4 separate regions of the Homo sapiens genome follow, and all the other regions are linked to region 1. The links are chromatin loops, found by intact Hi-C in ENCODE. Cell type or tissue: K562. All regions are shown on one strand.

Region 1 (2,500 bases):
ATAGGGTCGCCTCTGCAGACAGGTTTTAAAACTGCATTTATACGGTAAACATAGTGCTTTTCCTTTTTTTTTTTTGTGAGACGGAGTCTCACTCTGTCGCCCAGGCTGGAGTGCAGTGGCAGGATCTTGGCTCACTGCAACCTCCGTCTCCCAGCCTCCTGAGTAGCTGCGACTACAGGCACCCACCACCATGCCCACATAATTTTGTGTTCTTTGTTTTGTTTTGAGACAGGGTCTGGCTCTGTCAGGCTGGAGTGCAATGGTGGGATCATGGCTCCCTGCAGCCTCGACCTCCTGGGCTCAGGTGATCCTCCTGCCTCAGCCTCCCCTGTAGCTGGTACTACAGGTGTGTGCCACCTGTAGTAATTTTTTTGTATTTCTTGTAGAAATACGAGAAATACACCCAGCTAATTTTTTTGTATTTCTTGTAGAAAGAGGGTTTCATCATGTTGCCCAGGCCGGTCTCAAACTTCTGGGCTCAAGTGATCCACCCATCTTGGCCTCCCAATGTGCAGGGATTACAGGCATAAGCCACAGAGCCCGGCCTACATATTGCTTATTATTCATACTTAAAAGCGCATGCCTGGGAATCGGGGGCTGGAGAGGGCTGAAGGCTCCCCAAGCCACCTTCCCAAATCCTACGTCTCATCTGTGCCATGAAAGGGGCAGGTTAGATGTCAGCGTTTCCCACACTAGCCTGAGTGTAAGCATCCACTGAGGGAACTTCCAAATAATACAGACTCCCAGATCACGCTGATTCCAGGAGGTCTGGGACGGGTGCAAGGAATTTCAAGAAGTAACATCAAGTTATTCTTATGCTCAGAGAAGGCTAATAAATTTGGGGCGAGGCCAAAAGGCGTTGGAAGCCAGTAGTTTGAAAGAAAAATAGCTTTCCAAAGGCTTTCGCTTTGTAAAAACTAAATGGTGCCTTTTGGAATACAATGTGAACATAACTTTTCCAAGGATTTAAGGTGTTGATGAGAAAGACATTCTGAGACCTGCCAGCAGATGGAGCCATAAAACAAGAAATAGATGTTTACAGCCTCAACTCGGGAGAAAAATACCGTGAATGCACCTTACACTATAGAAGTAACACTTTTCCCTCTGCTTTATTTTCTCTATATGCTAAACTCCTTACTTGCCTCTGCTAAAGAACATCGCTGGAGTGTCTTGGTGTGTGAAGTATGAAATAGTTTCTAAAGACATAAGTTGTGATATAGCAAGACAGAGGCAAAACCCCTCATTCTTCTGAGAGTGTAAACATCATGTCGCAAGAAGCTCACCTAAAATTTGAAAAGGAAAACTCAACGAAAATTTGAAAAGAAATTCAAGGAAAAAAAAATGTGACCTTTAAAATTTCCATGTTGACAGCACCACCAGGACCCCTTCTGGGATCCGTTGCTAGGTATAACTTCGTGCCTGACTCTGGAAGTTAAAAAATGAATAGTTACAGATTCTTTTTCCGGGAGCCGCCTCTAGAGGGGTGTACCCACCAGGGAAGGTGAGCAGAGTGCCACCAATCCTGTGGGTGCTCAGCGGGAGGTTGCTGAGGGATGCTTCGTGACTCAACGCTGCTGAAGCCCTGAAGGCTGATTTGGGTTTGCAGGGAACAGGAGGATCGGCATGGCGGAGCACGTTGGTCTGAGCACATGTGAGGTGTTTAGAAAACTGCAAGTCATCCAGCACGGGAGCAACGCCAGGCACAGGCAGGGGAGTCGTAGGGGATGATGCTGCAGAAGGGACAGACCGGGTTCTAGAAGTTGGCGAGCAAGGAAATGTGAGCATCTGGACTGCCGAACGCACCCTGTTAAGTGCTGTGAGTAAAACACACTCTGTCCTCCCATTGATGTGAATAAAACACACTCTGCCCTCCCGCTGATGGCCCAACAAGGGAAGCAGGGAGTGTGACAATTGGGAACGTGGATGCTGACCTGAAGGGCCAGTGGCTGCTTAGTCCTAGCCAGTTACCAGGAGAGAATGAGGGCTCAGATTTGCTGGGCCTCACATGATGGCTTTGGTTGTTGTTGTTGTTGTTTTTTTAATTGAGGTGAAATTCACATAACACTACATTAACTATTTTACAGTGAACAATTCCATGATATTTAATGCGTTCATAATGTTACGCAACCCCCCACCTCTAGTTCCAAAACATTTTCATCATCCCAAAATAAAACCGTCACTCTCCATCTCCCTCTTCCCCCCACTACCCTGGCAACCACGAATCTGCTTTCTGTCTCCTTTCCTGTTCATTTCATAGAAACGGGGTCATACACTAGGTGGCCGTTTGTGTCTGGCTTCTTTCACTCAGCGCCGTATTCTCAAGGCTCACCTACGTCGTAGCCCGTCAGAGCTTCCGTCCTCCTTACGGCTGGATCTTACTCTGCTGTTTGGACGGACCACATTTTGTTTATCCACTCATCCATTGGTGGACAGCTCAAACGTTTTTAAAGGGGAGCAGGAAACTTGGACATTTTCCGGTGCGTTTTTAGGAATGGCCACC
Region 2 (2,500 bases), 290 kb after region 1:
TGGGCCACTGCAGTCCATGACACACCTCTGTGGATTAGTCATAAGGTGTTTTCCTGCCTACAGACTCGACACTTCAGTCCCTGCTTTCTGCTCAGCCAAGGTTTGTGCAGTGCACAACCTGCTCAACTGTACTGAGGCCTTGAACCCAGGAGCTTGTATTTTAATGAGAAATACACAGCACATGCAGGGATACCAAGATAACAGGGCTTGGCCCTTGCCCTTTGGGTCCTCAAAAGTCAGGTGAAAGAATAAGCAAATCCCCCTGGGTTCCAGAGCCAGGTTCTTGGGAAGTTACTTGGCCACGATGGGCCTTGAGCTAGCCTCGAGGGTCAAGTGCAGACCTTGACAAGTCGAGAGGGTGACATATTCTTTCAGGAGGAGGAGGGAGCAAAGTCAGAGCAGAAGAGGGAACAGCTGGTGGTCCAGCGTGGCAGGGTTTCAGCAGAGGAGATGTCCAGTAGTCTGGCATGGTAGGGTCTCAGCAGAGGAGGGAACATCCCATGGTCTGGTGTGGCAGGGTCTCAGAGGAGGGAATGAATAGCAGTGGTCTGGCGTGGCATGGTGTTGGCAGAGGAGGGGACGTCCAGTGGTCCGGCATGGTAGGGTCTTGGCTGTGGGATGCTGGACTGTCACCCGTGGGGGTACCGATTGCCAGGATGTGGATTTGGGGCTTTATTCTTGTGGCGGTAGGGAACCAGGAAAGGTACTCAGCAGGGGCGGCACCAGTGCTATGGTGTAGTGTGATCATGAGATCTGAGACAGACATTCCCCAAAACCTTCTCAGTCCACCAGCACCTTCGTGTCTTAGTGATGTTTTCATAGTGCCCTAGGAGAAAGAAACACCTGTTTCATTTATGAAGTCCTCAGGTCCAAATAACTTAACAGAAGTAATTTGCAAGGTGTCTGACAGATGTTCCTGTTTTCCTTAAAAAAAGAAAACATTTGCATGTGCTATGATGAGTTGGCTGCACGCCCCGTGGTACCTCAGGAACACACTTTGGGAACAAAGAGGCCGTCTAACCTCAAGTTGTGGCTCAGAGTCACCACATTGCTGTTTCAGCTTCCTCTTTGGTAATTTGCATAGAGGAAAATTGCATCCCTGCCGTGGGGTGGGTATGAGTCCCGACCTCCTAGGGTTGTAAGCTGGAATAAATGAAATGATGCATTCAAAGCGGTGAGCAGAGAGCATTGCGGTCATCTCCATTATCAGGGGCCTGGGTGCAGCAGGACCTGCTCAAGGCAGGTGGGGTTGGGGCCCCGTTTGGAGGCCCTGTGTTGGTTTGTGGTCAGTGGGGACTTGGGCTTAATCAAGGAGCTCTGCAAAGTTCCCCACAAACACGAAGAACAGCACCCAGGATAGTAGCAGTGCCGGGGCAGTGAAATGACCCAGTGAGGTTTTCCGTGTTTTTTTCTTTTTTTACCCAAGTCTTGCTCACTCATGCCACCTGCAGGCCAATGGGGAAACTTTCTTTTTATTTTTTATTTTGTTTTGAGGAGTCTTGCTCTGTCGCCCAGGCTGGAGTGCAGTGGCGTGATCTCCGCTCACTGCAAGCTCCGCCTCCCGGGTTCACGCCATTCTCCTGCCTCAGCCTCCCAAGTAGCTGGGACTACAGGCACCCGCCACCACGCCCGGCTAATTTTTTGTATTTTTTGTAGAGACGGGGTTTCACTGTGTTAGCCAGGATGGTCTTGATCTCTTGACCTCGTGATCCACCCACCTCGGCCTCCCAAAGTGCTGGGATTACAGATGTGAGCCACTGCACCCGGCCAGGAAACTTTCTGTTGGCATCATATGGGAGCCATTTCTGCCAGGGGACCTCAGTGGTTCTGTCCCAGCTGACGATTAAAATCATTAAGGAACTTAAAAAAAATACTGATGCCTGAATCCTATCCCAGACCAAATTAATAAAAAGTAAAATCTAAGGATGTGAACTGGGTGTCTCGGTTTTTGTTGTTGTTTTTGTTTTGTTTTCTTTCTTTTTTTTTTTTTTGAGATGGAGTCTTGCTCTGTCGCCCAGGCTGGAGTGCAGTGGCACGATCTTGGCTCACTACAACCTCTGCCTCCTGGGTTCAAGAGATTCTCGTGCCTCAGCCACCCAAGTAGGTGGAATTACAGGCATGTGGTACCATGCCCAGCTAATTTTTTTTTTTTTAATAGAGGCGGGGTTTCACCATGTTGGCCAGGCTGGTGTCGAACTCCTGACGTCAAGTGATCCACCTGCCTCAGCATCCCAAAGTGCTGGGATTACAGGCGTGCGCCACCGCACCCGGCTGTTTTGTTGTTTTTTTAAAGAAACCTTCATGGGAATCTGACGTTGGGAACTATGGTTGATGGTATTCCCCAACTGCAGAGATGTCCCTGGTCACCCCCTACCGAGGTGCATTCCAGCTTCCAACTCTTTGCTCCAGCCCCACCGTGGGCAAGCTCGCTGCGTGCCTCCATGTGCCCACGCCCGCCCACTGGAGGGATCTCATTTAGATCCAGATACCTGGAACCGCT
Region 3 (2,500 bases), 54 kb after region 1:
TGATTAGGATCTTAACTCCAGGAAACATCTTTCTATTGATGGGCGTTGCTCTTGAGTGCCTGGCCTGGAGGCTTCCTGTAGGCAGTAGATACACAATAAGTACGTATGGATGGTGAGCAAGATTTTGTTGATTCAGGTCATTTTTTAAATAGTAAATACATTCAACGACCAATCTTCCACGGTGAGGGAGAGCGTGTGCTGTGACTGAAAGCCACATGTCACCACCAGTCCCATTTGAATACTGATCGTCAGCGCTGTGAACTAAAGCAGAACTAATACTTTTACCTTTCACTCTTCTCCTGACCCCATTTGCCAAGATAAAGATGGAAAGACCCCGGCATTGTCCAGTGGGAGGGAAAAATCAAGCTCCGCAGAACTTTTCTAAATTGGATTAGCATCTCCTGCCGTATGCGCTTATTTATTCAGGGAATTTCCAAGTCAGTGTTGCAGACATGAATGTGGCAGGGGATTGCACGCTTTCAGGATGAAAGTATTTGGGCTTCCTAAGTGCGTCGACGAGAAGAGACCAGTTACCTCACGTTTCTTCTTATTTTATCTTTAGCCTCTAAACATAGCACACAGTAAATCGTCTTGGACATCTAGGGATCCCTTTCTTCAGATGATTATAAAGACTCAGCTGAAATTGTCGTTATCCTTATTTCACGGGGAGGAAAACAGAACTGTTAAGCTCTGCCTCTTGCTGCTGATCAGCCAACTGAAGCCAGGTGGCGGGTGTGGCCCAGGAGGCACGACGACTCCACGGTTCTCCAGCTATGTGGCCATCCCCAAGAATCACACGGTTTCCAGACACTTAAGCGTGTGTTCCATTCCCCACCTTACAGCCCATCTCTCATCTCATCAACGCTTGGAGGAAACAAGGAAAAAATCGGTGCAGGAAGTCCAGAGAAGGAATCTCAACTTTTCACTCTTTGCTCAAGCCCCGGATTACGTCTCTGAACAGCCTGAGCCTTAAACAAGGGTTTAAAACAGCAGAAAGACAGATGGTAAATGCAACCCCGCCCGTTAGGTGCTATTCGAAACACAGATGGTAAATGCAACCCCGCCCGTTAGGTGCTATTCGAAACAAAAACGCCGGGGGTGGGAGGTCTGCCTAGGAAAAAGCCATCCAGGGTGGTGTCCGTTCAAGGAGCCCCTCCAGAGGGAAGAAAGGGGTGAGAAACTCTGTGAAAAGTGTTTGGGGGTGGGGGGATGAAGAGGCCTTAAAAGGAAGCTGAGCGCTTTGCTGCCTGGCGGTGGCGGTGCGCAGCGGCTCCCCCTGCCGGGGAGTCGATGAATAGCGCTGCAGCGTCAAGCTGGGCCCAGGCTCGGGGGCTGGCAGGCCAGGCTGAGGCAGTGCGCGCGGGGCTCAGCCATTCTAAACGCAAACGAAGGGGGACCCTTTCCACCCAGGCCCAAAGCGGGAGGATTAGAACAGGGAGTTCAAAGCTCTAAAATGGCTTGTTCGTTCTTTCTTTTTTCCTCCCCACCCTCCCCTTTATTTTTTAAAGGGGCCAGAAATATGGCTGGTTATTATCCCAAGTGATTGCTACAAAGAATTTCGAAATTAAAAGATAAGCACGCCGAGGAAGCTCAGTAATTTTCATAAAAGGGGACTTAAAACAGATGTGCCCTCTTTAATCGAAGCATGCTTGAAAAAATAGGAATGCATTTTTAACATAGCAGGGGGAAAATCACATGGCTTCGCATTTGTCCCCTGAGAGTTGCTGTGTGTGGATATCTGTGGGCACGGGGAGATGGTACTAACGCGCTAGGGCAGCCGCAAATGGCGGGTGAACGTGCTTTCATCTTCCTGGCCCTGGGGTAAATGACCAGCCTCTGTGCTCCAGACCTTTTGCTAACTAGATAATTTATTTATTTATTTTTTTAATTTCTTAAACAATCTGCCATCCAAAATGTGACGATGGCATACAAGCAACAGACCATTATTTGCAAGGAAACCCAGATTTTGTCAACAACGTAACCCTTTTCTTCCTCTTTGCAGGAGACGGTTTTTCCGTGTTTTCTTTTTGACAATTTGCACAAAGCAAATTCACTCTTAAACAAGGCTGGTTTGTTTTTATTTCAGGTTGTTGACATGTCAGCCATTCAGCTTTAGCCCCAATTCGTCCGTTCACCAGATGAGGGTAGCTGTGTGTCAATTCTTACCAAAACAGGAGTGTCACGTCTACTCATTTCCTGCATGGTGAGAAGGAAATGAAAGTGCTCGGTCTGAGATTCCCTGAGAAGAGAAACCAAAGACCGTCAGACCAACAACAGTGCTTTTAACCAGTGAAAGAGGCAAACATTGAAGCATATTTAGGAGTAGCAGGGCACTAAAGCCAGCAGTTGCTTGATTCTCTGTTGCCGTTTAGCTGAGCGTGTGTCCCACACTCCCTAGCGGCTTCCCAAGTGATGCAGAGACTATTGGTGGATACTTTTGGTTGTTGTTACTTTAAATGTTTCCTTTTTATTTTCCATAAAAACGATTTAGCTCATCTTT
Region 4 (2,500 bases), 300 kb after region 1:
ATTGGGAAACATTATTTTTGTGAATTGAATATATTGTAGGAAATCTTGTATGCTCTAATCTGCTAGTTAATATACTAATCAAGAAAAGGTAATAAAACCACATAGCTAAAAAGAAACATATTGATTTCAGCGACTTCTGCTAAAGCCAGATTATGTGAAGATTAAATCTAAAATGTCAGCAAAATAATACTGAATCGATCTTTCATCATCTGTGTGGCCTGTTTTATTGACTCATTTCTTTATTGTTATTATACCAATGAAGCATGGAAATGCTGTCATGGAAAAATCCAAATGGCTTATTGTGTTGCCAAGCATTTTATTAGAGTCCCTTGTCAATTTTTCCTTGAAAATAAAGTTATTTTTCAGGAAGAATGCCTTGGCTATGTCCATAATTCTAACCATATCAACATCGTTTTTAGGTTGATTGATTTTAACAGTGTTAGATCAATGAGGCATAGCTCATAAGTTAATGATCACAAGGTTGGGGAAAATTGATCTCTTCTGAAAAACGTGTTATCACACCTAGTGATTGATTAGTGTTCTACAACAATCTTCCATGCAGCATAATCTTCTGTGAGAAGATTCCGAGTTTGGAGACCACGGGGAAAGTGAGTAACGCACTTGCCTCAGGGGCAAAATTTAAAATGAATGAAAAAACCTAAGATGCTCAAAATCTAACATTTTGAATAAGGGCTGATTGAGAGCTGTGCCAGGCCGGAACCTCAGGCAGCAAGAAAGACAGGGAAGCAAACTCACCACAAATATCTTCAGAGACGACTTCTCTGCTTGTCTCACTTTCGATGGGGACAGCAGTCATGTTTGACAGTTTCTCTTGACTGGGGGTGATCTTAAATGGTTTTAAATTAATCTAAGTGAAGTAAAATGATAATGAATTCTATCTTGGTATAAAACTATATTTACGTTTTTTCTGTAAGTGTTCATATATCTGCTTTTCAAGTTTTCAATATTTTTAACTACTTTAATGTTCTGGAAAAAAATTAAAAACATATAAAATTATGTTTAGGAAGCTCATTTTTTCTTTCCCCTTCAGGCAAATTCATGACAGTGAGACTGAAGGTTGTAAGTGCATGCTTCATGGAATAAATAAATCTTTCAAGAGAAGGAGAAAGTTCTTCGTCTCCTAAGTAACATTTGATGCCAAAACCCAGAAAAAGTATATATTGACCTTAAATGTTACGCTAACTGATATGCAAACATTTACTAACCTTCTAATCTTACAAATAGGGCTTTGCGTTTTCAAAGCCTGTGCCAACTGACAAAAAAGCTACATCGATTGCTTTTTACTCCCTCAAGTGATTAGTAACTGTGGCCAGGAGTTTTGACCTTAATTTGAATCAAGGTTAAGCCAAAGATATTTGTGGCGTTTTTGATCATCTAATTTTCCCACCAGCAGTGAGGTAAGAAACAGCATTCGCTCTCCGAGTGCCCGTTCCGAGAATCGCCACTAGAGGGCAGCAGCAGCGGCTGTTTCTCAAAGTTGACCTGCAGGTGGACCCAGAGACCCTGATGGGAAAAGCCCCTGGTGTTCAGCCTGGAGGTGGACAGAGGTGTGGTTCTGCTACCCTGTTCTCTCACAGCCTATGACGCTAAGCTCAAATCTATTATTACACTTATTAGTATAGCACTCTGTTGCTTGAGAGCCATGCATTATGATGGTAATAAATTTAAACCCAAAACATCAGGAGTGTAACCTCATCCCCACCTCTGCTTGCTGTGGGGTCTATAGTTTGTCAGTTTTGTTAACAAAAATAGGAAAAGGATGCAAAACTTGCCCCTCTGCCGCAACCTTTGGTGTTGCCAACACCACTCTGAGAAGACACTATGATCCATTATTTTTTGGTTTTGGCACTGAACTTTCTATTGCAAAGTGGGCACGGAGCAATTTTCGGAGGCTTTTTTGGGGGGAGATGCGGGAAGGGAGGGTGCTGCCTAACGACCTCCTATGTTAACCTGGGCGTCTTCTCCCCAGAGCCCCTGCGCGACGCTTGGCTTCACCAGCATTGTGATCGGTATTCCGATGAGCTCTCAGGACTCCCGGTGATGCCAGGGAGCCGTCCTGAGCAACAGCTGAAATCTCCTTCTGCAGCCTTCACATAGGAGAAAGCCGTCCTTGTGATGCTTCTGTTCGCCGTGGAAGGGATCTGAGTCTGCAGCAACCTCAAGTCTTGCCTCCCCAGAAAAAAGAATCTGAGGAGGGGCACAAGATGGGAGAGAGAGAGGCAAGTTTTAGAGCAGGAGTGGAAGTTGATCAAAACACTTTAGTGCAAGAAGGAAAGGAAAGTACACTTGGAAGAGGGCCAAGCAGGTGACTCAAAAGACCAGTGTGCAGCTTGACTGTTTGACTTGGGTTTTATTCGTTGGCTACTCCCGGGGTCTGGTGTCTCTTCCCCCACTCCCAGGATCTTATTGGGAAACTGCTGATGAGTTTCACCTGTTTTCTATCTATTAGGAGCCTGCCTTTCCCTGGTGTTGGCTGTGA

Evidence for each region. Peaks named below come from ENCODE experiments on the same cell type or tissue, not always from the same donor. Only the 100,000 strongest peaks of a DNase experiment are listed, where the experiment ranks them.
Region 2: it touches region 1 in a loop (9-fold over the local background); 102 of 110 quality-filtered maps call a loop at or near these places.
Region 3: a loop joins it to region 1, with 8 times the contacts of the local background. A loop is called at or near these places in 8 of 110 quality-filtered maps.
Region 4: it touches region 1 in a loop (6-fold over the local background); 99 of 110 quality-filtered maps call a loop at or near these places.

What each region holds. Positions count from the first base shown.
Region 1 is chr12:130,334,225-130,336,724 of GRCh38, reverse strand. LOC101927786 (a long non-coding RNA gene) reads left to right here and starts at 485. Exons shown (of 3, transcript XR_242978.5): 1 at 485-1,816. RefSeq lists an enhancer at 1,545-1,714. In K562, a CTCF peak has its summit at 1,008 (motif pointing right); a DNase peak (open chromatin) is centred at 1,044; H3K27me3 peaks cover 482 bases.
Region 2 is chr12:130,046,428-130,048,927 of GRCh38, reverse strand. No RefSeq gene overlaps it. Among named protein-coding and RNA genes, the nearest start is that of LINC02418, 5.3 kb to the right of the region's middle. RefSeq lists an enhancer at 1,290-1,584. In K562, a CTCF peak has its summit at 1,435 (motif pointing left); a DNase peak (open chromatin) is centred at 1,417.
Region 3 is chr12:130,280,141-130,282,640 of GRCh38, reverse strand. No RefSeq gene overlaps it. Among named protein-coding and RNA genes, the nearest start is that of PIWIL1, 56 kb to the left of the region's middle. In K562, a CTCF peak has its summit at 1,270 (motif pointing left); a DNase peak (open chromatin) is centred at 1,290.
Region 4 is chr12:130,030,754-130,033,253 of GRCh38, reverse strand. No RefSeq gene overlaps it. Among named protein-coding and RNA genes, the nearest start is that of LINC02418, 10 kb to the left of the region's middle. In K562, a CTCF peak has its summit at 1,476 (motif pointing right); a DNase peak (open chromatin) is centred at 1,513; H3K27me3 peaks cover 30 bases.